2 separate regions of the Homo sapiens genome follow, and region 1 is linked to region 2. Evidence: chromatin loops called from intact Hi-C (ENCODE). Cell type or tissue: CD14-positive monocyte. All regions are shown on one strand. Each heading gives the region's core, and the rest is flanking DNA. Links, peaks and the distances in the headings are about the cores only. Region 1 overlaps ARLNC1 (androgen receptor regulated long noncoding RNA 1). Region 2 overlaps CDYL2 (chromodomain Y like 2).

What was found. A loop is a pair of places that touch in the nucleus more often than their neighbours do. Peaks named below come from ENCODE experiments on the same cell type or tissue, not always from the same donor. Only the 100,000 strongest peaks of a DNase experiment are listed, where the experiment ranks them.
Region 1: it touches region 2 in a loop (2.5-fold over the local background); 3 of 110 quality-filtered maps call a loop at or near these places.

Annotation. Positions count from the first base shown.
Region 1 is chr16:80,819,110-80,831,585 of GRCh38, forward strand. It overlaps ARLNC1 (androgen receptor regulated long noncoding RNA 1), which reads right to left. Exons shown (of 3, transcript NR_131948.1): 3 at 9,626-11,648. Among named protein-coding and RNA genes, the nearest start is that of CDYL2, 21 kb to the left of the region's middle. In CD14-positive monocyte, for the core only: CTCF peaks have their summits at 5,861 (motif pointing left) and 6,065; a DNase peak (open chromatin) is centred at 5,872.
Region 2 is chr16:80,663,792-80,676,267 of GRCh38, forward strand. The region is part of intron 2 of CDYL2 (chromodomain Y like 2); the gene reads right to left. Among named protein-coding and RNA genes, the nearest start is that of LINC01227, 97 kb to the left of the region's middle. RefSeq lists enhancers at 2,624-3,584, 7,526-7,575. In CD14-positive monocyte, for the core only: no CTCF peak of the experiment used is centred there; a DNase peak (open chromatin) is centred at 6,610; H3K27ac peaks cover 315 bases.

The DNA.
Region 1 (12,476 bases), core at 2,454-10,453, 160 kb after region 2:
TGACCCGCCCGCCTCAGCCTCCCAAAATGCTGGGATTACAGGAGTGAACCACCGCCCCTGGCCGGAAATGTGTTTTAAAAGCAAGATTCTGGAAAAGCAGTCTACAGAGAAGTGATGGGAGGAGGCTAGAACAATCCATGTGGTAATGGACTGGAGCTGGAGATGTCAGTGTGAACATATTCCACTTAATATAGATACAGATAGTTATGTATAAAAATATGTATATATATGCAGGTAGGTATATACACATTTCCTTATTCTGTCAACTGAGAGGGTCTAGAAGTAACAACACCCCAGTAGCATTGAGGAAACCCACTGCCCAGATCCGGATTTCTAATACTGTTCTCCAGTAAAAAGAACCAGAGTGTTTTTGCTTTAGAGGAATGGCTGATTCCAGGACTAGGATGGGAAATATCCAAGATGAGCCTGGAACATCTTATGATTCCAGAAAATAAGGAAGTGCTCAAAAATAAATAAACCCACAGCGATGGGGGCATGTCAAAGGAGCCAACTGAAAATGCTGCCAGTGGCCGAAGCTGGGACAATTTGAGTCAAAATAAATGAAGTAGTATTGGATTAAATTCAAAGTATAAAATAAATATTTATGATTCAATAGTGAAATAACTAAATAAGAAAATGGTTGAGAATAGACCATTTTCCTGTGCAGGAGAATTCCAAGTAATGTATATAGATGCTCCCGCCTCAAGGAGATTGAGCATAAATTCCCACTCCTTAAGAATGGGATGCACATAGTGACTTCCTTCCAACGAGTACAGTATGGAAAGGGTGAGGGGGTAAGCAGTGATAACCTTACTTTAGAGAAACCTGACAAACACTACCTTAGCCAGGTGATCAACACCAACAGCAACAGTGACAAATCATGTGAACAGCATGTACCCTTGTTATGACATGATAAAAATGATATTTCTCTCAAAAACCCATAATCCCAGTCAAATCATGAGGAAAACATCAGACAAATCTCAGCCAAAGGGCATTCTGCAAAATATACAACCAGTACTCCTCGGAACTGTCAAGGGTATCAAAAACAAGGGAAGTCGGAGAAACTGTCACAACTAAGAGGAATATAAGGAGACATGTCAATCAAATGTAATGTGGGATCCTGGATGGGATCCTGGGACAGAAAAAAGAATATTGATAAAAATTAAGGTAATCTGAAGAAAATACAGACTTTAGTTAATGATAATGTATCAATGTTGGTCACCAATTATGACAAATGTGCCCTATTAATGTATTGTATTAATAATAGGGAAAACTGAGCAATATATGGATCTCTCTCTATTACCTTTGCAAATGTTCTGTAAATCAAAAAATATTCTAAGAAATAACATTGTTTTTAAACCAAGGTTCTTAAACAACAACAAAAAAACAATAAAAGCATTTTCATAAATTGACTCTTCAGAATAGGTGGAAGACCATTAAAGGCCAAGTTATCTCTGGAAAAAAGTTTATTTTATTGATCTAAATTAACAGTATAGCTAAAAATACATATTAAGAAGAAGAATATTTTTCTCTTAAGAGTGAATTATTACACTTTTCTGAATGTATAATTATCTACAAAGCTGTAATTTCAATATTCTTTAGCACAAGGTAAGTGGGAAAATAAGGAATTTAATCTGAGAAAAGACACACCTACTAAATAATAAGAAAGTCAGGAACAGCCTACCTCTAAAGATAAGCTACTCCAAAATCTAGAAGAAAAATTTCAAAACCTAGCTGAGATTCTCAAAAAAGAACAAAAAATAATAAGCTTTTCTAATACTAGAGAGTCATAAGATTGAGATGAATAGGCAACAGAAAGATTTTTTTTTTAATGTGAATGACAGAAAAGATTTCAAGGAAACTTTAAATGCTGTAGTAAAATTAAAATCAACATTGTAAGGCTGGGCGTGGTGGTTTACACCTGTAATCCCAGCACTTTGGGAGGCCAAGACAGGCAGATTGCTTGAGGCCAGAAATTCAAGACCAGCCTGGCAAACATGGTGAAACCCCGTCTCTACTAAAAACAAAAAAACTAGCCAGGCATGGTGGTGCATACCTGTAACCCCAGCTACTCAGGAGGCTGAGGCAGAAGAATCACTTTAATCTGGGAGACAGAGGTTGCAGTGAGCTGAAATTGTGCCACTGCACTCTGGCTTGGGAGACAGAGTGAGACCCTGTCTCAAAAAAAAAAAAACAAAAAAACCAACATTGTAGACAATTGACAGTACATGACGTGGACAGTAAACTTCAGAATACTCCCTTTCCCCTTGCCCCTCAGAATTTAGCATAAAAAGACAAAGATTTTAAGATGAAGAAGGAAGGTATGATAATTATGGAAAATGGAGATTAGAGAACAAAGATAAGATAAAAATTATGACTAAAGAGAAAAAATACAACAAAAGCAAAATCTGAAGATATCATAAAGAAAGTGGTGAGCTAAAGTTTTAACAGTTTAAACCTGTAACCATTTTATACAAAGAAAGTAGTCATTTACATGTATAGACAACACAATAACATTCTCATATTAACAAGAACTCAGAAAATATACTTTTCATGTGCCCTTCTTGAAAAAGAACCTGCCTGATTGTATGATCTAATCAAAATTTAAATCTTAGGAATGGGTCGGCAATAAATACTGAAACTGGTAAAAATACTTCAGTCATTTTAAATCTAGTTTTCTGTTTGTTTGTTAGCATGAGACAGTCTCACTCTGTCATCTAGGCTGGAGTGCAGTGGCACGATCTCAGCTCACTGCAATCTCCACCTTCCAGGTTCAAGCAATTCTCCTGCCTCAGCCTCCCGAGTAGCAGGGATTACAGGTGCCCGCCACTGTGCCTGGCCTAAGTCTAGTTTTAAAATGGAAAGGGGAAAGTAACGATGTAATAATAATTTGGTACCAAGATCTGTGAAGAAGGAGGAAGTGAATTATACTAAATACTTTCTCTCACATAGAAGACAGAGCATTGGGAGCCCAAACATAACTGCTTTGCTCCTGATCTTAGAAACAAATTTAAAACACCAAAGATAATTCATTACTAGAACTTACGTGCTATATTAGCCTCTAAAACACCGACAAATATAACAGTTAAGTCATTATACTCTACACAGCTTAAGGTAGAAAATAAAGGAGACAGCAAGAAGTTAACAAAAAACATGAGTTAAGATAGCAGGGGCAATATCTATCATAAGGACCAAGGTGAATGGGATAAATGCCCAGAGAGAGGCAAAGATTCTTAAATTAGGCCCCCAAATTATGATGGGTCAGAAACAACATGTTTTTCACAAAATACAAATACAAAAGTGATTATAACATGTTTAAAAAACAAGAAATGTAAGAGACATGGTACAAATGTAAAATGAATATTAGATTAAAAAAAATCTAGACAAAAACACTAAATGGAACAAAGGGGGACATTTTACAAGAATAAGAGTCATAATTCAAAATAAGGATACGACGCACTATTCAGCAAATACTTATCAATGCTCACAGCTTTTCAAAAAAAATCATGTAAAACATCTAATGCTAACTGCTACTAAAAGTTAAAGTAAGATAAATAACTTTTTTGGGTTGTTCTATTCCTCAGAATATTCCATTTAAATACATTTTTTAATGTTAGCAATACAAAGAAAAACTGACAAAAACTGTAATTTGGAAAAACTCAAACATACCATTTCTGTTTTAGGCAGGTCAATTAGACTATATATATATATATATATATATATATATATATATATATATAATCTAGAATATTAAAAGTTTGAAAGTTTAATTTTAAAAACAAAAACTACAAAGAATTTTGGGCTGGGTGCAGTGGTCATGCCTACAATCCCAACATTTTGGGAGGCCAAGGTGGGAGGATCACTTGAGGCCAACAGTTTGAGACCAGCCTGGGCAACATAGTGGCGAATCCTATTGTAAACTGCACATTTGAGGGATCTAGGTTGCGTGCTCCTTATGAGAATCTAATGCCTGATGATCTGTCACTGTCTCCCAACACCAGCAAATGGGACTGTCTAGTTGCAGGAAAACAACCTCAGGGTTCCCACTGATTCTATATTATGGCGAGTTGTATAATTACTTCATTATATATTACAATGTAATAACAGAAATAAAGTACACAATAAATGTAATGCTCTTGAATCATCCCAACACCATCCCTTCCTCCCACCCGTCCATGAAAAAACTGTCTTCCATGAAACTGGTCCCTGGTGCCAAAAAGGTTGTGGACCACTGACACAGAACACATAATAAAGTGCAATAATACTATAAATAAATTACAGGCATTGCCTGAGGATAATAGATTCTGAGAATAATCCTTTCAAAGCAAATCCCCTTATAAGGAAGTTCAAAATTTTATAATGTGAAAAAAAAGTTGGAGTGGAACTTTACCTTGAAAATTCAAACAAAAAATTATCACAGGGAGTCTATTTTATTGCATATATAATAAAATTAAAGAACAAACATTTTATTTATTTATTTATTTTTTGAGACCAAGTCTCACTCTTGTCACCTAGGCTGGAGCGCAGTGGCGTGACCTCGGCTCACTGCAACCTCCGCCTCTTGGGTTCAAGCCAATTCTCCTGCCTCAGCCTCCTGAGTAGCTGGGATTACAGGTGCTTACCACCAAGCCTGGCTAACTTTTGTGTGTGTGTGTGTGTGTGTGTTTTTAGTAGAGATGGGGTTTCACCATATTGGCCAGGCTGGTCTTAAACTCTTGACCTCAAGTAATCTGCCCACCTCGGCCTCCCAAAGTGCTGGGAAAAATTAAACATTGATTTTTGGCATATTTGTTCTGACAAAATTTAGGAGCTCAGGATACAGCCATCCTTCGTATTTGAATAATCAAGAGTAATTTTTCTTAAGAAATATCAAAGCCTTTATCAGTTTCCCAAAGGTCCTTTTAATGATTTTCTATTTAGATATTTCTTCTCTGAAGCTACCATGTCATCATCTTTGTAGATTTTTCTCTTTTAGCTGCATTCTGCCAGATCCTAATTTATCAAAGAAATTTGAGTGATTCCAGCAGTTCTCCAACATCACTTTCATCAACTTCATAAAATTCTACAGGATCTCTTTTTAATCAAATCTAATGTGTCTGCTATGTTTTGTCAGAAAAATATGCATAAATCAACTAGCGGTTACTAGACAAAGAAATATGACCAGATTAACAGGTATAAGCCCTGGTCTTACTGGTCAAGAAACATTGAAGATAAGAGCAATTTTATAAGTAATTAATTCATCAGTAAACCTTTCATGTTACAACAACTTTGCTACCTTATACAACTTCATAACTATAGGGAGTTAGATATTAAAGACCTCCCTTCATGGAATATAAAACAAATTCTGTCCTACGTAATTATGTATAAGAAGATAACAAAATTGCAATGACCTTATTTAGACATTAATTACAGTGAAAACAGATTATATCAAAACCAATGGAATACAGTCAAGGTGTTAATCAGTGAGTTATTTACGGAGTTAAATGCTTTCATTATTAAATAATATGGAAAATAAACTAAGCACTTAACTTTTTAAAAAGCTGGAAAAGGATATGAAATTTAAAAATCAGGAATTAACAAATATAAATCAAAAAACAAATCCAATCTCTAATTTTTTGAAAAGACTAATGCATTCCAAGTCTACACAAGAGAAAGGAAGACAGGGAAAGAGAAAAAGAGGGAGGACGAAAAGGAGGAAGAAAGGGAGGAAGAGAAGGAGGAAGGAAGGAGGGAGGGAAGAGAGAAGCAAGGCAATCACATAATGTTAGGAATGGTAAAAGGTCTAAAGAAATCAGGTTCTGGAAGGTTTTCAGTCCATTTGTTCTTAAATCTAAAGTAACATAAAGTGACTGTATCGCCATCTGTTGGTAGCAGATGGAGTTGACACCTTTGCTCTGCCTTTGTTCGTACCTTAAAACCCTTGTAAAGTGAAATTTCAATATTGTTTTTAATTTACAACTTCTGAAATATTTTAAATGGTACAAGATACTTTAGAGGCTATGTCAATCAATTTTTAAATTATGACTAACGGGAAAATTTTGCTGGAAATTATAAATAGCTAAAACTGACTCAAGAGTTCATTTAACTAATTGCTTCAATATCATTTATTAATAATTTGACTCAAAAACTCAAAAATCCAAATGGCCATGTAAGAAGTAAAAAGAAAACAAGTTCTCCCCAACATGGTTTAGGATCAATTGAATACTTTTAAGAAAGCAATTAATTCCTATATCTTCCAAACTCTTCGAAAATGTTATTTTAAAAAGAAGATTCTCTAATTTAATAAAATCAGTATAACTCTGATACCACAGAAAAAGCTGACAAAAATATCCCTAAAGGAAATGTGAAGACAAATTAAAATTTAAATATAGATACAAAAAGTCATCCAAATAATTATAGCAAGTTAATACAACTGCATATTCAAAGAATATCACTGTCGAGTCAGCATTATTTTTAGACATGCAAGGATAGTTCAATATTATAAAATCATCAGTATAATTTAATAATAGAAACAAGCAAAAAATCCTGTGAAGAGCTTTAAGGACAAAAAAAAAGCCTTTGATAAATTCAACTGTATTCTTGGTTGAACAATCCTACTGCACTAGGGTTAGAGGAAAAGTTCATAAATATCAGTAAGATTCCCCCTCCTTCTAAAATCTTTCTTACTCTTGTAAAAAAAATTATGAATGAAATAACCAGTTACAACTACTTATAAAATATCACAGGGGAAACTAATTTTGCAAAAGTATCAAAAACTTATTTTTTCTTGAAAAAAATAAATCTGAAGCTTAAGACACGCTTCTAAAAATCTACAAAACTCTAAGAAAAATAAAAAATAGACATGGACAAATAAAGTGGCATACTATATTCATGGATGAAACGACAATATTGCAAACAAATCAGTTCTTTTCCGAATTAATCCACTTATATAGTGCAATTCCAACCTATATCTCAATAGGGCTTCTTTTTTTGGAATGAATACAGGTTTTCAAAAATTCAACTAGAATAGTAAATAGAGAATACCCAAGACTATTTATTTATTTAGAGACAGAGTCTCACTTTGTCACCCAGGCTGGAGTGCAAGTGGCACGATCTCAGCTCAATGCAACCTACACCTCTCAGGCTCAAGTGATTCCCGTGCCTCAGCCGGGCAACAACATGCCCAGCTAATTTTTAGTAGAGACGGGGTTTCACCATGTTGTCCAGGCTGGTCTCAAACTCCTGACCTCAAGTGATTCACCCGCCTTGGCCTCCCAAAGTACTGGGATTACAGGCATGAGCCACCGTGCCCGGCCCCAAGACTCTTTTTAAATGAAGGGAAATAAAGTGGGCCTTACCCTATCTGCCTTAAAAAGCACTAACTGTCCTGGTGCTCAGTGAAACCCAACACAAAGTTTAGGAACAGGAAGAAGGACCTATTAGAATGTGATATGGGATAAAAGTGGTATCACAGAGTAGTGTAAAAAATCAGGTTATTAACAAATAGTATTGAAGCAATTAGCTAAGTATTTGGGAAAATATAAAGTTAGGCCCTACTCTAAAAATAAGGTAGATTGTACTTAGTTCTGAATTATGAGCTGCCTTTTCAATGAGATTACAATTCCATGCCTCATTGACATCAGGCTTAGCCATGTGACTTAATTTGGCCAATGAAATGTGAACAGAAGTGACAAATACCCCAGTATAGTAGAAGTTCTATATGCCATTGCACGCTCCCACTGTTGCTCTTTGTCTCTCTTCCAGGAGCTCAGAGTAGAGGCTTCCTCTTCGGTCTAGGTCACAGAATGAGGCACAACTGGAATAGCACCAAAGGTAACCTACAGCTAACATGTAAAGTGAGTGAGAAGTAAATCGTTATTATTATAAGCCCCTGAAATTTGGGGATCACTTGTTACCATGCACAACCTAAAAAAAGTGTTGAGTGATATAAAAATAGAAATTAGATAAAGTGTCAAAATGAAACTATGAAGTCTCTAGAAGAAAACACTGATGAATATTTATAAAATCTCATATCTAGTTAAAAATAACATGAAAGAGCAACACTTAAATGAAACAGTTTAAAGATCTGGCTACATAAAAGGTTAAAATTTTCATTCTACAAATACTCAGTCAACCACAAACCAAACCAAAAAATTTATTTGCAGCATATGTGCTGCTGGATTCATATGTAAAAAATTCTTACAAGTGAAAAAAAAGATGAATGTCCTAAGGTGCTAAGGACATTAATAAAGACAAGTTTCAGAAAATATAAAAATAGCCACAAAAAACGTTAAAATGTGTTTAATTTGGCTAACCACCAAAGAAATTGAAATAAATATTGAGACTGCTGTTTTAACTATCTTATTAACAGAGATATAAAGTATGATCATACCCAATTTTGGCTAAGGGATAGAAAAGAGGAAGGAAGCACCCTCCTACACTGTCCTTGAGGTATAAATTGATATAAAATGTTTCAAAAAGCAACTGGGTAAAACATCGAAAGACTTAAAAAGTGGCTCAGGAAGGCTACTCCTGGAATTTATCCTTAAACATAATTGGATAAGTGGGCAAAAAGTATTATACATCTTGGTGCCATTTATAAGGAAAAATCCAGAGAAGTCTTAAATGCTTCACTAAATTATTATACATTTACAGCTGTTAAGGATGATTATGTAAATGTGTATTTATTTGTAAGAAAAGGCATGCATGTTTTTCAAGATGGGAAAACAGTTGACCAATATTTTGTTGTATACCATTATTTTTTCTAAGAATATATAGTATATATAACATGTCATGAGCTACATAATGACATTTCAGCCAACAGCAGACTGCATGTATTATGGTAGTCCCATAAGATTACTATGGAGCGTATATAGAAACCTGATATGTGGTACTTGATATTGGCACCGCAGATCAAGTAGGGGAAATGATTGATATTCAGTAATGGTGCTGAAACAGTTGTTTTTCCATGTGAAGAAATGTTGATAAATAAAACTCTACATATGCTATCTAGGTTTGCATAAATACTGTACACTGATAATTGCACATTGATGAAATCATCTAATGACACATTTCTCAGAACATATCCCTGTTGTTAAGCGCTTCATGACTGTATATATATCTAATGTGTATTTTAGTTGTGTGTGCGTATTTTTATACATATATAATTTTTGATATTTAACATCTGTAGGAATAACTAGTCTTTGGCATTAATAATTTTTCGTTTTGTTCATATGCATTTTTGACAACTTCAGTATCATATTATTTATGTACTATGGCAATAATAAAATTTTAAGAGAGTATTCTAAAAGGCTGTGTTGTTTATCCCTACTAGGATCACAGATCCTGGAAAACATAGTGAAAGCTATTGGTTGGCTGGCCATGAAAGTGCACACGTGCAACTACACTGAATTTCATATAAATTTCCAGGAACTCCTCATTCCTCCCAAATATGATCCATGGACATCTAGATGAAGGACGCTTGGCACAGAAGCAGTACACACTTGATGTTTGTCTACTCTGGATGTCATTAACCTTGGGTCCACTAAGTCCTAGTATCTATAATAAACAAAACCTGGGATTATTTAACTTAGTGTTTTAGTAAGCTGACAAAACACATTCTGGGAATGAATGAACGACTCCAAGGTCAGTAATGAGAATGCATCCTTTATTCTCCATTATTAGCAACATCTCTGACCTTGTCTCCTGCAGGCACACTCCGGCCCACGTGCTTCTCCTGGCTCCCAAACCACTGCACTGACCTGCCTTTATGAACACTGTGTTCATAAAGTTGATGTTCACTGAAACTTCCTTAATTCCCTGAGTGTGCTGCCCCTTGTAGTTGCCACCTATGAGATAGGTAGGTACTATCATTATTTCCATTTTACAGATGAGGGAAGTGGGGGTTAGACAGGGTAACAAATTTTCCCAACATCACACAGCTAGCAGTATATACTGGAAAATACATACAGTGTTTCGGAGCTGATGGCCTGTCCTTCCACAGGAATGATGCAGTCCTTATCCAGGAAAGCCAAGAGAAAGGAAGAGATGCATTCTGCCCTGGTCTTCTCTGTCTTCTTCCCACTTTTGAGGCTCCATTTGTCCCATGCTGGGATCTCTGCTTCTTTATCCAGAGATTTGCAGATTTTATGTAACACTGAATTGTCTCCAAATACTTCAAGCTCACTTTAAAAACATCTTTATGGAGACTTCGCTTCCTTTCTGCAAATTTCTAGTTGCCTGTTTTACATGTCAGGAATGGCTGAGTGATGCTCTGGCTCTCTCACCTGAATTTTGTCTTGCATCTCTGTTCACTTTGCCTGTTTCATTGTCTTGCCATCTCATTCTTTCTAATGGAGAAGTAAAGGAGGGACTCTGTTCCTCCCCGTACCAGGAGGGTATTGATGTTTGAGGTCCAAACTGAAAACCCATCACCTCCTTCCCACTGCTATAGCAGCGTTAGCCCTGGGGTTCATTATCTAGCCAGTTCACACCTTCTAAAGTGGGGCTCTGAAAATGTCTTACTTCCCTCACAGACAAAGCAATTCTCAAGCCTCCTGAGATCACCCACCAACCAGAGCAACTGCTGTCACTTGGAGGTGCAGCTGAATTCTTCTAATTGTGACACAAACTCTTGAAACTGTAAATGCTGAAAGATTAAATGAGGTTATAACACTCAGAAGGTTTTACAAGTAAAAGTAAGTCAAATCAATAGGTCTTTATTTCATATCTGTAATGGTTTAGCTCTGCGGGAAGTGTTAGCAGCTATATGAATTAGGAAGAATTTAGAAGACAATCCCTAAACACATGAAATGTCCAAGTAAGAAGATAACATATTTATCCAAATATTTAAAGTGAAATGCTCCAGATATGGGAAGCTTACAGTTTTCAAGCAAAGCTTTTTAGAAAAAATTATGGAACTATTTTAAAGAGAGCTAAACATTTCTTTGCCTTAGGCAGAATATACAGAACACAGATTCACCTTTTCTGTACATCTCTAGATGATCACGAATGTCAAATATCACACTACACTGTGATATGGGGATTCCCCTTGGGGGTTTTCATGTGTATAGGGTGCCTGCAGCTACACTAAACATCTTAAAGCTACCACAATGTTCACTTCATATTTTTGCTTTTTATAGGCTTTCTTGGTCTCCTCCTATGTTCCCATCATTTTCTTGCTTTGAATCTGTAAGAATCGAGTTGAATCTTCTCCATTTTAAATTTTCCATAGGCTGAGAAACTGTTTAGCCAAGTTTGGATAAAATTGTATCCAAAGTAAGAGTATACAAGCTATGGGCAAGTCCAAAATCAAGCTGTTCACAGGACCATGTTCTCTCTAAAGGTTCTAGGAGAGAATCCCTCATTTCCTTCCAGCTTCTGGGTGGCTGCTGGCATTCCTGGGCCGGTGGCTGCATCCCTCCAATCTCTGCCTCCATCTTCACATGACCTTCTTCCTTGTGTTTCTATGGGTTCTTTCCTGTTTTTTATGAAGACATTTTCATTGGATTTAGATCCCATCCTAATCCAGTATGATCTCATCTTCAGTTTTACCTAACTTATATCCGCAAAGGCACTATTTCCAGATGAAATTACGTGCTGAAGTTCTAGATGGATATAACCTTGGGGGCCATGAAGAACTCTTCCACTTACTGCAGAGATCCATCACCCTAAATAGTTAAGAACAAGAGAAATGTAGAATAAAATCTCAAGCTCCCAGGATGACGTTCCGGGGTCTTCCTATTCCACCCTCAACCCTTATTTTTGACCTCCTGTCCTGCAGCCACACTCCGGCCCACACGCTGTTCCTGGCTCCCAAACCGCTGCACTGGGCTGCCTCAACACTGTCTTTATAAAGTTGTCATTCACTGAAACTTCCTTCATTCCTTGAGTGTGCTGCCCCACGTAGTTGCCACATATGAGACAGGTACCATCATTACTTCCATTTTACACATGAGGGAGGTGAGGGTTACAGAACATAAAGAATTTCCCAATATCACACAGCTAGCAATAAGTGGAACTTGAGTTCAAAAACAGATTTGGCTGGGTTCAGAGCTTGTGCTCTTGACTATGAAGAATAACCTTAGCATGTTCCTATAACAGAAAAGACAGTGGAGTTCCCGAAGCAAGACAAAAAGTGGTAGGAGACAGAAAGCTAAGAAGACCAGCACCTGATTAGGTGGGGCCTCATATGCATGGAAAGGTGAAAAGGAATTCTGAGTGTGGTGGGAATCCACCAAGGACAATGAGGATGATGAGAGCTTAGAAAGGGCTATTACATTTGCTTGTTGTAAAGAGAAGTTTCACTTAGTCATTCATTCATTCAATTATTCACTTATTACATGAATATTTCTTGAGAACCTAGTGTGTGCAGGGTACAGTTGTACATGGGAAGGATACGATGGTGAGCATATCGGATGCAATCCTGGTCATTCTTGAGCTTATATTCTAGTAGAGGGAGAAAGATAATAAGCAAGTGATACAGTTTGGGTATTTGT
Region 2 (12,476 bases), core at 2,367-10,366:
CATGTTGCCCAGACTGGTCTCGAATTCCTGAGCTCAGGCAATCCACCACCTTGGCCTCCCAAAGTGCTGGGATTAGAGGTGTGAGCCACTATGCCCCGCCTAAATGTTTAAAGCATTCAGCAGTGTAAAGCATGAATTCAAAATACAAAACTAACCTGATTAAAAGGAACTTTTTCTACAAATCAAATCATGTCTCCTGCATTAAAACCCTCCAAGGCCATGCTAACTCCAAAAGCTCTATTATGCCAGGATCCTGGTATGTGGCAAAATATTCTGTAGGGTATCAAAGTATAAAGTGATTTCCTTTAAAATTCATTTTTATCACCTTTTCTTGCAACTCCCCTGCTCAAAAGTTCACATGCCTCCATCGTCTGGCCTCATCCTGTTTTCTGGCCTTAACTCCCACTCTTGCCCCATAAACACCTTAACTTCCAGGACTGTCTGAGGTTCTCCGAAACTGAGTTTTCCACCCTCTGAGCCATTACTTCCTCTGTTCCCTTGGCCAGGAATGTCATTTCCGTCCACCTTCACACATCTAATCCTCCGGGGCCACTTGAAATGCTTCTCTTCCAGACAGCTGTCTCTTCCTCCCCAAGCGCCGGGAACAGCCCATCCCCAGGGCTCCGGTGTCCTGGGCCTTCCTGAGTTCGCATGCTCAGCTTTGCAGCAGGTCACTGGGGACCAGCTGATCCCTTAATCAGCTTAATAAGCTTTGAGTTCTTTGGAAGACACGGCTGGTCATCTCTACAGCCTTCGTCCCCACCACATAGTGAGGGGAAAGCAAATGCCTCTTTAAGTGAACTGTAGGGGAGAAAATGATCTCAAAACGCTAAAAATTTTTTAAAGTTTTCCAAATACAATGTAGCTCTCTTCTGGCCTCCCAGATAGCCCTGTCCCTCAAGAAGCAGAAAAGGAGAATTTAGGAATCTAGGTCTCAAGCCAGGACAACTAGATCTGAATCCTGGAACAGCCACCTACTGACTAATAGACTGTAGGCAAGCTATTTCACCTGCATATACCTCAGTTTCCATATCCGTGAAATGGGAAGGGTAATGACCCTCCCTGCTAGGATTAACTGAGGAACTGCCAGTGCTAGCAAGAGGGTTTGGCTTAGCAAGGGCTCAGTAAATGCTGGCTATTTTGACATGGTATGGAGATTGTCAATGTATTTGTCATTTCCCCATTTGTTTGTTTTCTTCCCTAAACTCTGTCTTGCCTTACTCATCATACCCCCAGAACGAGGCATGCTGAGACCTGCTTCTAGGTATACAATACTAGCTCACAGCAGTCATTTAATAAATATTTCATGAAGAAATCATAAATGGCATTTATTAATGATGCTTGAAATAGATGTTACATATTTTCTACAAATCTTCTTAATTAAAATATAGTTCTCACTGTCTAGAACACTCTCCCCTCTCCTCTTTGCCTGATCAAGCTCCATGCATCCTTCAGGTGGAAGCTGCGTCTATAATCTCCTTGCTTCGGTGGTATCCACGTTCATGTAGGGCACTGCCGTACCTGCTCACAGTTCACTGGAATATTTGGCTCTTTCCTCAGTTCTTCCCACAGGAATATGAGTTGGGCTGTATCCTCAGCACTCAATGCCATGCCTGGCACACACGAGGGCTCAACAGATCTTGTGACCAGTTGTTTCTCATTCACTGCCACCAAGTATTAGGTTGGTGAAAAAGTAATTGAGGTTTTTGCCATTAAAAAAAAAAAAAAAAAAAAATAGCAAAAACCGCAATTACTTTTGCACCAACCTAATAATATGAGGAGTTACTGGTGGAAGCCAGGCCAGAGATGGAGATGTCTTGCTAAACCTCCAGGAACTCAGGACAGACCCTCTTTCTGCAAGGGTGGTGAAGTGGGAGGGAATCGGGAAAGGAGATGAAGATGGGAGAAGCTTCCAGAGGTCCACAGTGGAACAGAAGAAGAAAGAACAAACTCGGAGGCAGAACCTCCTACTCAGTGGCACTGTCACCAAGATGGCAGGTGAAAAACTCAAGACTCTAACTTCCATGGAAAAGTCACAAAAGTAACAGAGTCCACTGTCCTGCAACCCATTCTTTGTGATGTGGCAACAGGCACCCAGGGGCTGTCCCTCTTGATTTCGCCTTGCTGGCTTATGCAACAGAATAAAACCTAATATCCTAGGATCAATGAAAAAACGACAGGGCAGGCTGAGGGTGGGGTAGAAAAGCACATTCTTGAGCAAAGCAGGAAGCTCCACCTGAAGCGGAGTCTGACAAAGGAGAAGAGAAATGAAGACTCATGAGGCGCCAGGACCCACTGCTTCATCCTTTCTGGCAGGCTTGCTATTCCCGGACTACAGAGGTGAAAAGTGAGGCTCAAAAGCTGGTAAGACCTGCCTGGAGATGCTAAGAGGCAATGTTTGTATTTGAACACACGGAGCCTCTTTCTACCTGCCTGCTCTTATCAGTTTCTTCGCCTCTATGCTACCTGCAAAATGAGAGCAATTTTAAAGGTGAAATCTTACAATACTTCCTGTAACTGGGACGTCTATTAAGAAGTCCACCAATTTCATGTCCTATGTTACCATCAAGGCAGGTCATAAATTACATGATTTGGGCATTCGCTCTCTCATAGCAAAGAACTGCGCAAAATACAGAGGCTGCAGCCCAAATGAGATGCACCCTGCTGAAAAGAACTCACAATGCCCTTCATGGGGGAGGGAGCCTGGCGCTTTATTAAGAGTCTACTGTGGCTTCGTGAATATAAAGGGAAGAGGAACACAGCAAGCAGGGCCATCGTGGCAGATGGCGACAACAATCACCAGATGAGCCAATGGGAAGGGAATCCTGTCGTTGCTGTGAAGAGCCCTGACAAAATACGGGCTTTCCAGGACATGTTACCATGAGCAGAGGCTGTGAAGCCAACACCCAGGACAACTCAAGGAGAGAAGGAAAGACTGGGCCAGGGGATGGGCAGCTTTGACAGATGTCAGAAGGGTTTGCAGTGGGTGGACCTGGCCTCAGGACCCCCATCTTAAAGCAGAACCGGCTCCTTAAGTCCTCTCTTTCATCTATTCATTCACTCACTCATTCATTTCTTAAGCACCTGCTAAGTGCCCAGCATTGTTAGGTGTTGGTGATACAGCTGTGAACAAAAATGGAGACCATCCCTCCCCTGTGGAGCTTCTGATCGAGTGAAAGAGGCAGAGATTACCCGAATAATCAGTGTGACCACTACAAACCGAGGTCAGTGCTGTCAACCAAGAAACACCATTCCATGTGTGCAAATAAAAACGGAAACTGAGCTATGCTGGCAGTCAGCAAAGGTTTCCATGGGGGAATTGCTGCTTGAGCCAGACCTGCAGGATGAGCAGAGGTTACTACTCACGTGAGGGCTCACAGCGGGAGGCATTCAGACAGAGGGAGTCACACATGCAGAACACAGACAGATGGGGTGGGCTTCCATCTATCTGGTTCTTAAGACAAGCCTGACTACCCGAGGAATTCCCTGGAGCTCAGCCTCCCGTGCAGGCTGCTCTAGAATTGGCTGGACTGCTGTATTCTTTGTGATGTGTCAACAGGCACCCAGAGGCTGTCCCTCAGCTCTATGCCCTTGTACATGCTGTCATCACCTCCTGACATCCCTGCCTTTTTCCTCAGTCATTTCGGCTCATTTTATCAGATTCCACTTATGCATCACCTCCTCCAAGAAGCCCTCAGTAATTCCTTCCCCTAAGCTGGCTTCGGTGCCCTTACCTATGGCCCCACAATATCTTCTGCATGTCTCCATCACAGCATGAGGTATTGCAGTTATTTGTCTAAACAGTTCCTGGTATATGGCAGTCATTTTATGAGTACTGGTTAGCATACATAGGAAAGGATTCATATATGTGTACTGTATGTAAAGTGATTTTAAAAACAAGTGGGGAAATATAAAGACCCAGTTGGAAAAAGGGGGAAAAAATTGAAATAACGGCTAATATTTATCAAATGTCTACCACAAGCCAGCGAATATGTTAAGGGCTTCCTATAAACGAATTCATTTATTCTTTACCCCCAACCCGTGAGGTATGAATATCTGCATCTTATAAATTAAGAATCTGGCCCACAGAGGCTGGGTCATTTGTTCCAGGCAACATGGCTGAATGCCCCTGACTCGCCACCACTGTTTCCACAGCAGGATGGCACCCGGGCAATGCCCAGGGAGAGACACAAGTGGAAGGAACATGAGAAGATGCTCACCCACATTTAGAAACTAAAATTAAAACAACAGGGCCTGGAAAAGCATTACAAAGACTGGCCCTAGCCAGGTTTGGCAGGAGCAGGTCCCTTTGTAGGCAGCCCAGATGGCCATCACAGAGGAACAGTTAAGTCCCTGCACACCGTAAATCCCAAGCAGCCAAAAACAGGGAGGCCGTTCCACACGTCCTGACTCAGAAAGAGTTCCAAGACAGGCTTTAAGTCAAAAAAGAAATTGCAGGACAAGGTGTTCTCACCACCTTCAATCTTTACTCGGATGTCAACTTGGTGAGGCCTTGGCTAACAGATAAATAATGGATAAATGAATAGACAGACAGATGACAGACAGATATATACATATCTATACCTACATACATGGAGAGAGAAAGAAATGGGATAATTCCTGTTCATCACTCAACAAACAAATATTTAAGTAAATATGTAATATAATCACATATATAATATATGGTATGTAATAAAGTACATAGATTTAATATATATAAATACATATACATATATATAAACTTAGAGAATAGTCCCAAAAGATCCATAAGGAAACATTAACAGAAGTCACCTCTAAATAGGATTTGGGAAGGGAGAATATGGAGACTTTAATTTCTAAAATGCTTATATTTTCCCCAGCATTTCGGGAGGCCAAAGCAGGAAATTCACTTGAGGTCAGGAGTTTGAGACCAGCCTGGCCAACATGGCAAAACCCTGTCTCTACTAAAAATACAAAAATTAGCCAGGCACGGGGGTGGGCACCTGTAATCTCAGCTACTCAGGAGGCTGAGGCAGGACAACCACTTGAACCCATGAAGCAGAGGCTGCAGTGAGCCGAGATCACCCCACTGCACTCCAACCTGGGCGACAGAGTCAGACACCATCTCAAATAATAATAATAATTTAAAAATAAAATTAAAATTAAATGCTTATATTTTCCATACTGTTTGAATTTTTTACAACTCACCTATTTGTAACTTTAGAAAACAAAAAGAGAAGAGAGGAGAAGAGAGGAGAGGAAAAAGTAAAGAAAAAAAGAAGAACATTTTAGGGACCTAGATATACCACACTGACAAATTTGTCTCCTCTTTCTTGAAACCACTCTAAAATGGCAGTAAAAGATTTTTTTTTAAGTATTAACACAAGCAAAAGTAAAGGAGAAGAGTCAATAGTGGGTGCCACATTTCTGCACACTGGAAGGTAATGGGAAGACGACAGGCCAAGGTGACCGGCCTGGCCGAGCAGAGGAAGCATCCAGCAAAGTGCCAAGAAGGGGAAGCAGATACGACGATATATTGACCCCCAAGGCCCCACAGCCCAGGACTCAGAGGCCCCACGGACCATGGAAAGTGGCTCTGCCCTCACTGTAAGACTCAGGACAATGGTCCTCAGAACCAAGTCGGAAGTGGCCCTTTAGATGTCCCCCCTCCACCTCACTGCCGTCTTGTGGGGACAAGGAGCCGCGTCAAGCAGATGGTGGGAGATGGTGGCACAGATCTGGGGCAGCAGGGAACAGACAGGTGTAAGCGTGGAGCCATGAAAGCCAATCAGAGGTCAGTACCTGGATCTCCCTCAGCCGGGGGATGCCAGAATTGGGAGCTAGGACATCGAGAGAGGCCAAGCAGGAGGGTCGGTGGGCAAGACAGCTAACTCTTATCCTCTGGCTGGCTTTGTGGCCTCAGGCAGGTGCCCCCACTGAAAGCAGAGCCTGTGTTCTCCCTCCCTGCATGGTCGCTGCAAAAGCTCCCTGAGCACCTGTCGGAACTTGGACAAGGAGCCTCCAAAAATGAGCTGAGTATTTCTGCACACATGGGCTGTGGTGACACATGGCTCAGCCATGAGGAGAGTGAGTGCACACCATGAGGGTCTTGACTGCAGAGCGGCCACGACCCTGCCCAGCCAGACACATGCTCTGAGGAGCTGACTCGGTCCTGTGAGGCCACCTAATCTCACCCGTCTCCATGCAGGAATCCCTCTGCCTAAGTCTGCCTAAGTCCACCCAAACAACCCAAGACATGGGGCACAACAACCTCATCAAGTAGCTCATGCCACTGGTGGGCAGATTTATTAAACTGGTGTATTCAGAAATATGCTTTAAGTCCTCTCATTTCCTGTCTTCTTTTCCCTCAACAAAAGCACATGACAAACCCTCACATGAAACAAATAAAACAGGAGTGATATGGTTTGCCTGTGTCCCCACCCAAATCTCATCTTGAATTGTAGTTTTTATAATCCCCACGTGTGGTGGGAGGGACCCAGTGGGAGTTGACTGGATCACGGGGGGCGGTTACCCTCATGCTGTTCTTGTGATACTGAAGTGAGTTCTCATGAGATCTGATGGTTTTATAAGGGGCTTTCCCCCGGTTGCTCAGCACTTCTCCTTGCTGCCACCACATGAAGGATGTGTTTGCTTCCCCTTCCGCCATGATTGTAAGTTTCCTGAGGCCTCCACAGCCCTGGGGAACCGTGAGTCAATTAAACCTCTTTCCTTTATAAACTACCCAGTCTCGGGTGTGTCTTCATTAGCAACTTGAGAATGGACTAATACAAGCAGCTACTGTGGCTGACATGGAGAAGGGAGCGCTGGAGTCCACCCATCTGGCTTCTCACCAGGAGGCCCTCAGAGAACCCCGGGGCTCCGTGGACGGCAACGTCTTAATGACACGAGGTGCGCAAACCTATTTCCAGGCTCATTTTGCCCCAGGGTCTCGATTTTCTTTCTGGGACAGGATGAAAGAAAGAGAAGCCATGTTGCAACATAAAAAGTGTGAATCGAGGCCTCGAGGCTGGCGCTCCCAGGAACACCACACCACAGTCGGGTTGCACACGAGGAAGATAAAAGGGGCTCTATACACAGCATAGTCAGGTTGCGCACGAGGAAGATAAAAGGGGCTCTATACACAGGGGCTTGCCTCACCAGCTGTTCTTCCACCACCTGGAATAACATGAATATCTAAAGAAGGCTGCCTCAGGATTTTGTCTCCTGGGTTCTCCTCTTCTAACCAGTCTAGGGTTGTGACTTTCCTCTATGGCATCCCTGACCCCAGTGGAGGCTTCTCTCTCCTGCCGCAGCCCCTACCAAATCTCTTTTCTTTGATGTTTCTCTGGAGTCACCCACACCCTGGGCTCCTTATTAATAGCTCTCCAGGGAGCAGACAGGTGGGTATAGGTAGTAGAGGTGTCTGGGGCAGCCCTTAATGGAGAATGTCTATCAGCCGAGCTGCCCAGTGGGTTTAAAGAGGGTGGTACAGAGTTACGGACAAGCCAGAGGAAGGCCAGAGTGGCTGACATAGGGGCCAGAACCAGATTTTGGTATTTCTGCCAGTTCATCAAAAATTTAGGACCAGTCCTTCCATGGATGACCTGCATTAGAGTGGCTGCCACAAGTACAACAGGGGGTTCCCTGCCACCCAGGCCCCTCCTGCACCTGGCCCCAGCCTGTCTTTCAGCTGTCGCCCAAGTCTTTCCCTAAGCACACCAGCCCCTGCCCCAAACGCATCTTCTCACCAACCAGCAAACATGCTCTGGGCTCTCCTCCTTTGCCATACCATACCTCTTCCCTGTGTATCTGAATTCTCCCCAATCTCAAAAGACAGGAGTGAACCAGCCACAAAGAGGAAGTTACAAAGAGTACTTGAGCATGCAGAGAAAAAGCTCAGCTTCAGTGGAGACTAAAGAAATGCAAATAAACGATACCGAGGCTCCTCTTGTTCCCCTTAAACACACACGTCTGGCAAGGCAATGACAAAACTAGAAAATTATGCCTCACTGGTTATTATTCTTTTTTGGATGGAGTTAGAAGGATATGGTAAAATTAGCAGTATAATCCTGCCTCTGGGAATCTAGTCTAGAAAAATAGTCCAGAAAAAAATGAAAGAAAACCAAAGATGTTTAGACCTAACCTAAATGTCCAACAACAAGAGACTGGCTACATAAATCAAATATTGCACAGGTTGGGTATACCTTATCCAAAATGTGTGGGATCACAAGTGTTTTGGATTTCTGATTTTTTCTGATTTTGGAATATTTGTATTATACTTACCAGTTAAGCACCCCTAATCTGATAATTGAATGCTCCAATGAGCATTTCCTTTAAGCATCATTTTGATGCTCAGAAAGTTCTGGATTTTGGAGCATTTCAGATTTTGGACTTGGGGACATTCAACCTGTATATCCTTCTGAAAACATATAAATGGCACTACTAAAATTCCAATATGAAGAGTTGCCCAATATGGAAATAGACGGAAACAGACATACGCTATATTGAGCAGAAAAATCAAAATACAAGTGTTTTCATACAAAATGTTACACACACACACACACACACACACACACACACACAGAGAGAGAGAGAGAGATGAGTAGAACAGGCTTTCCCTTTGTGTGTGATTAAGATCTAATGATACAGTCAGATATCACAGGATAAGGTGATGTAAGAAAGCCATTTTAAAATGCCCAGGAAAAGAAAGAAAGGAAAGAAAGAAGGAAAGGAAAGAAGGAAAGAAGCAAAGCAAAGGAAAAGGAAAAGGAAAGGAAAGGAAAGGAAAGGAAAGGAAAGGAAAGGAAAGGAAAGGAAAGGAAAGGAAAGGAAAGGAAAGGAAAAGAAAGGAAAGGAAAGGAAGAAAGAGGACCACAATTCTGGCTCTACCTTGTTACCATCTGGAGGCTGCAGGCCAGCTGCCTAACTAACTTTGTAAAGCCTCCATTTCTTTATGTGCAAACCAGGGATAAAAAGACAACCTACTTCATAGAATTGTCAGGATTAACAGAGCTGCTAAATGTAACATCCTTAGCCCACCAACACCTGACTCATAGCAAGGGCTTAATAAATATCTGTTGTTGGTGCAATTGCTGTTATTGTCATTATTAACAGCAGCTCATTGGGCACTAGGAAGGCTCACGCTGGCTTGTACAAAACACTGTCATGCAGTAACTGTCGTATAGAAATGCATCCTAGGATTAGATAAGTGTTTTGTGTCTTGTAGGAGGAGCTGCTTGCTCCCATCTCTAAAATCAACAAGGGAGGCCGGGCGTGGTGGCTCATGCCTGTAATCCCAGCACTTTGGGAGGCCGAGGTGGGTGGATCACTTGAGGTCAGGAGTTCAAGACCAGCCTGGCCAACATGGTGAAACCCCATTTCTACTAAAAGTACAAAAAAATTAGCCGGGCATGGTGGCATGCACCTGTAATCCCACCTACTCAGGAGGCAGAGGCAGGAGAATCGTTTGGACCCGGGAGGCGGAGGTTGCAGTGAGCCAAGATCATGCCATTGCACTCCAGCCTGGGCGACAGAGCAAGACTCTGTCTCAAAAATAAATAAATAAATAATTTTAAAAAAATCAACAAGTGAATTTAAGTCAACTTCAACACTTTCCAGTTATATCAAAGTCCACACCAAGTAGATTATTTCATTTAAACAAAATAATTATTTCGCTTAAATGAAATAATCTACTTGATGTGGCTTTTGCTATTTCTTCTAGCATTGAAATAAGCTTTGACAATTAAGGTAGTTTCCTTCACAATGCACAGATGTGCAAGTGCACTTAAATGAAATAATTTTAATAATCTAGACGACAAAATTAACATTTCCTTGTTACCAGCAGGTTTCTTGCCCATTCAAGAATACAAACCCATATGCATACCCTTTCTTCCCCTCAAACTCTCCTAAATGCCTGTGGTGGGATGAATAGCAAATCCTTAAAGATCTCATATCCTAATCCCTGGGACCTATGAATGTGGTACCTGACATGGCAAAAAGGACTTTGTGAATGGGATTAAGTTAAGGATTTGGAGATGGGAGATTATCCTGTATTATCTTGGTTGGTTCAGTGTAATCACATAAGTCCTTGTAAGAGGGAGGCAGGGGGCTTGGAGTCAAGAGAAGGAGATGTGAGGATGGATGCAAAGGTTATAGAGATGAGGGACCACGAGCCGAGGAGAACGTGCAGCCTCTGGAAGCTGGAAAAGGCAAGGAAATGGATTCTCCCACAGGGCCTCCAGAAGGAGCACAGCCCTGCCAATGCATTTTAGATTTCTGACTCCAGAACTATAAGGGAAGAAGGTGGTGTTGCTTTAAGCCACCAAGTTGGGAGGAATTTGTTACAGCAGCCATAGGGAACTAATACAGCGTCCCTTGGTTCACTAAGAGTACCTCGATTTCCCACATGGGAGCCTGGGTTCACGAGTGGGCACTGTGGTTCCATTCCAGCTCCACCTTCTGTGACACTTGGACTAACTCAAGCAATGCACGTGTCTTCTTTAAGCATTAATTTTCCAGTGTAGAAATGGGGGCTGTCGAGGAAATTCAATGCACAGCTTCTTGGAGAGCATTTAGAAGGCTCCCTTGCACATGGCAAGCAGTAGGGAAACGGTAGCTGTTATTTTTCATCCTACTTGCTAGCTTCTTTTTCTTCTCCTTTTTTTTAAAACAAAAACAGCTTTACTGAGATTTATTTTACATACTATAAAATTCACCCATATAAAGTGCACAATTCAGTGATTTTTAGTGTGACTTGCAGAGTTGTGCAACTGTCCCCATAATCTAATTCCAGAACATTTTCATTGCTCAAAATGAAATGCCGTACCCATTAGCAGTCATTCCCCACTCCCTCCTCCCCTTAGCCCCTGGCAACGGCTAATCTACTTTCTGTCTCTACAGATTCACCTATTCTGGACATTTGACATAAGTGGAATCATATCATATGTGGTTTTGAGGTTCATCCACGTTGCCGCATATGTCCACTATTCATTGCTCTTTATGACTGAATAACATCCGTCGTCTGGGAAGACGACATTTTGTTTATCCATTCATCAGTTGGTGAAGATCTTTGTCCTTTTTTTGCCATTTCTTCTAGCATTGAAATAAACTTTGACAATTGAGGGAGTCCCCTTTACAATGCATAGATGTGCAGGTGTGTGTGTATATATGATGTGTGCATGAGTGTGTGATGTGTACATCTGTGATGTGAATATGTGCATGTGTATGTACATGCATACATGTGTGTGTGTTTTAATCTAAGGCCCTAAGGAAAATCACCAGGACCAGAGGTTCCACCTCCCTGGAATGCCAAGTCAGCATCTCTGATACTACTGAAGATGCCTCAAAGGCAGGCCCAGGGGTGTTGGCCAGAACAATGCCCTTGGCATCTGGGAAAGGTCTGTTGGCTTCAACCTGAATCCCTGAAGTACCTTTCTTCATTTACAAAACTGGTCACAGACCCCCAACAGCTTCAGCATCCCCAGACCCGGCACCACACCCTAATTCCTTCTCTCAGTGCTGTGTCTTACCCTTGCTGAGCCTCAGCTTCCCCATCTATAAACAAGGTTGATCCCAGGTAACCTTGTTATGTTGCTATGTTGTTAAACTGCTCCATCAGAGAACCACTGAGGAAATTAAATCACATTTAGTAGATCAAATACAAAGAGCTAGGCGTTACCTGCAGTAAGACCTCAAGAAATGTTAGCTACTATTGCTACCATCACCACCACCACCACCGCTGCCACCATTATCATCATCATTCATGAAGACTGGCTGCTTTGTGTGAGGAGTCAGGGTGGAGGAAGGCCCTGGGATCCACCTCAATGGGGAGAGTGGCTTTTCACCGACATTAGGAGGTGAAGTTTTATTATTGTTTTGGAACCCTCAACAGGGAGAGCGGCTTTTCACCGACATTAGGAGGTGAAGTTTTATTATTGTTTTGGAACCCTCAATAAGGAGAGCGGCTTTTCACCGACATTAGGAGGTGAAGTTTTATTATTGTTTTGGAGCCCTCTACAGACACTGTACCCGCTTACTGCTTGCTCCTGGGGAGGATCGCTTCCACTCCCCCACTATACCCTTTTTGGAAGTCCCCTGATGGATAGCCATGAGCAAACAGTGCCTAAGACTTTCCTAAGGACATTGAGGGAGGAAAACGACAGCTGAGCAGGTAGGAAAAGCAATTAGTTGGTTTCTAAACCTTGACAGTGGTCAAGACTCCATCATCCTCTTCTGGGCACCAAAATCAAATCCAGAATTCAGGAGCCAAGCGGGGAGAATCGATTCTCCCCTTGGATCTGCCATAGGTCAAGTTGCTCCTGGTTAAAGAGTCGGATTTCCCATCACAGCCTGGCACTTTCCATGTGCATAGGGCGGTGGCCAAGTTGGACAGGGTCTTAACACCACCACATCAAAGGGTTTTAAGTTAGTTCATTAGCACACCTTCCTTACTTGCCACCCTGTGAAAGACAAAAGATTAAAAAACCCTCAAGTTTTTG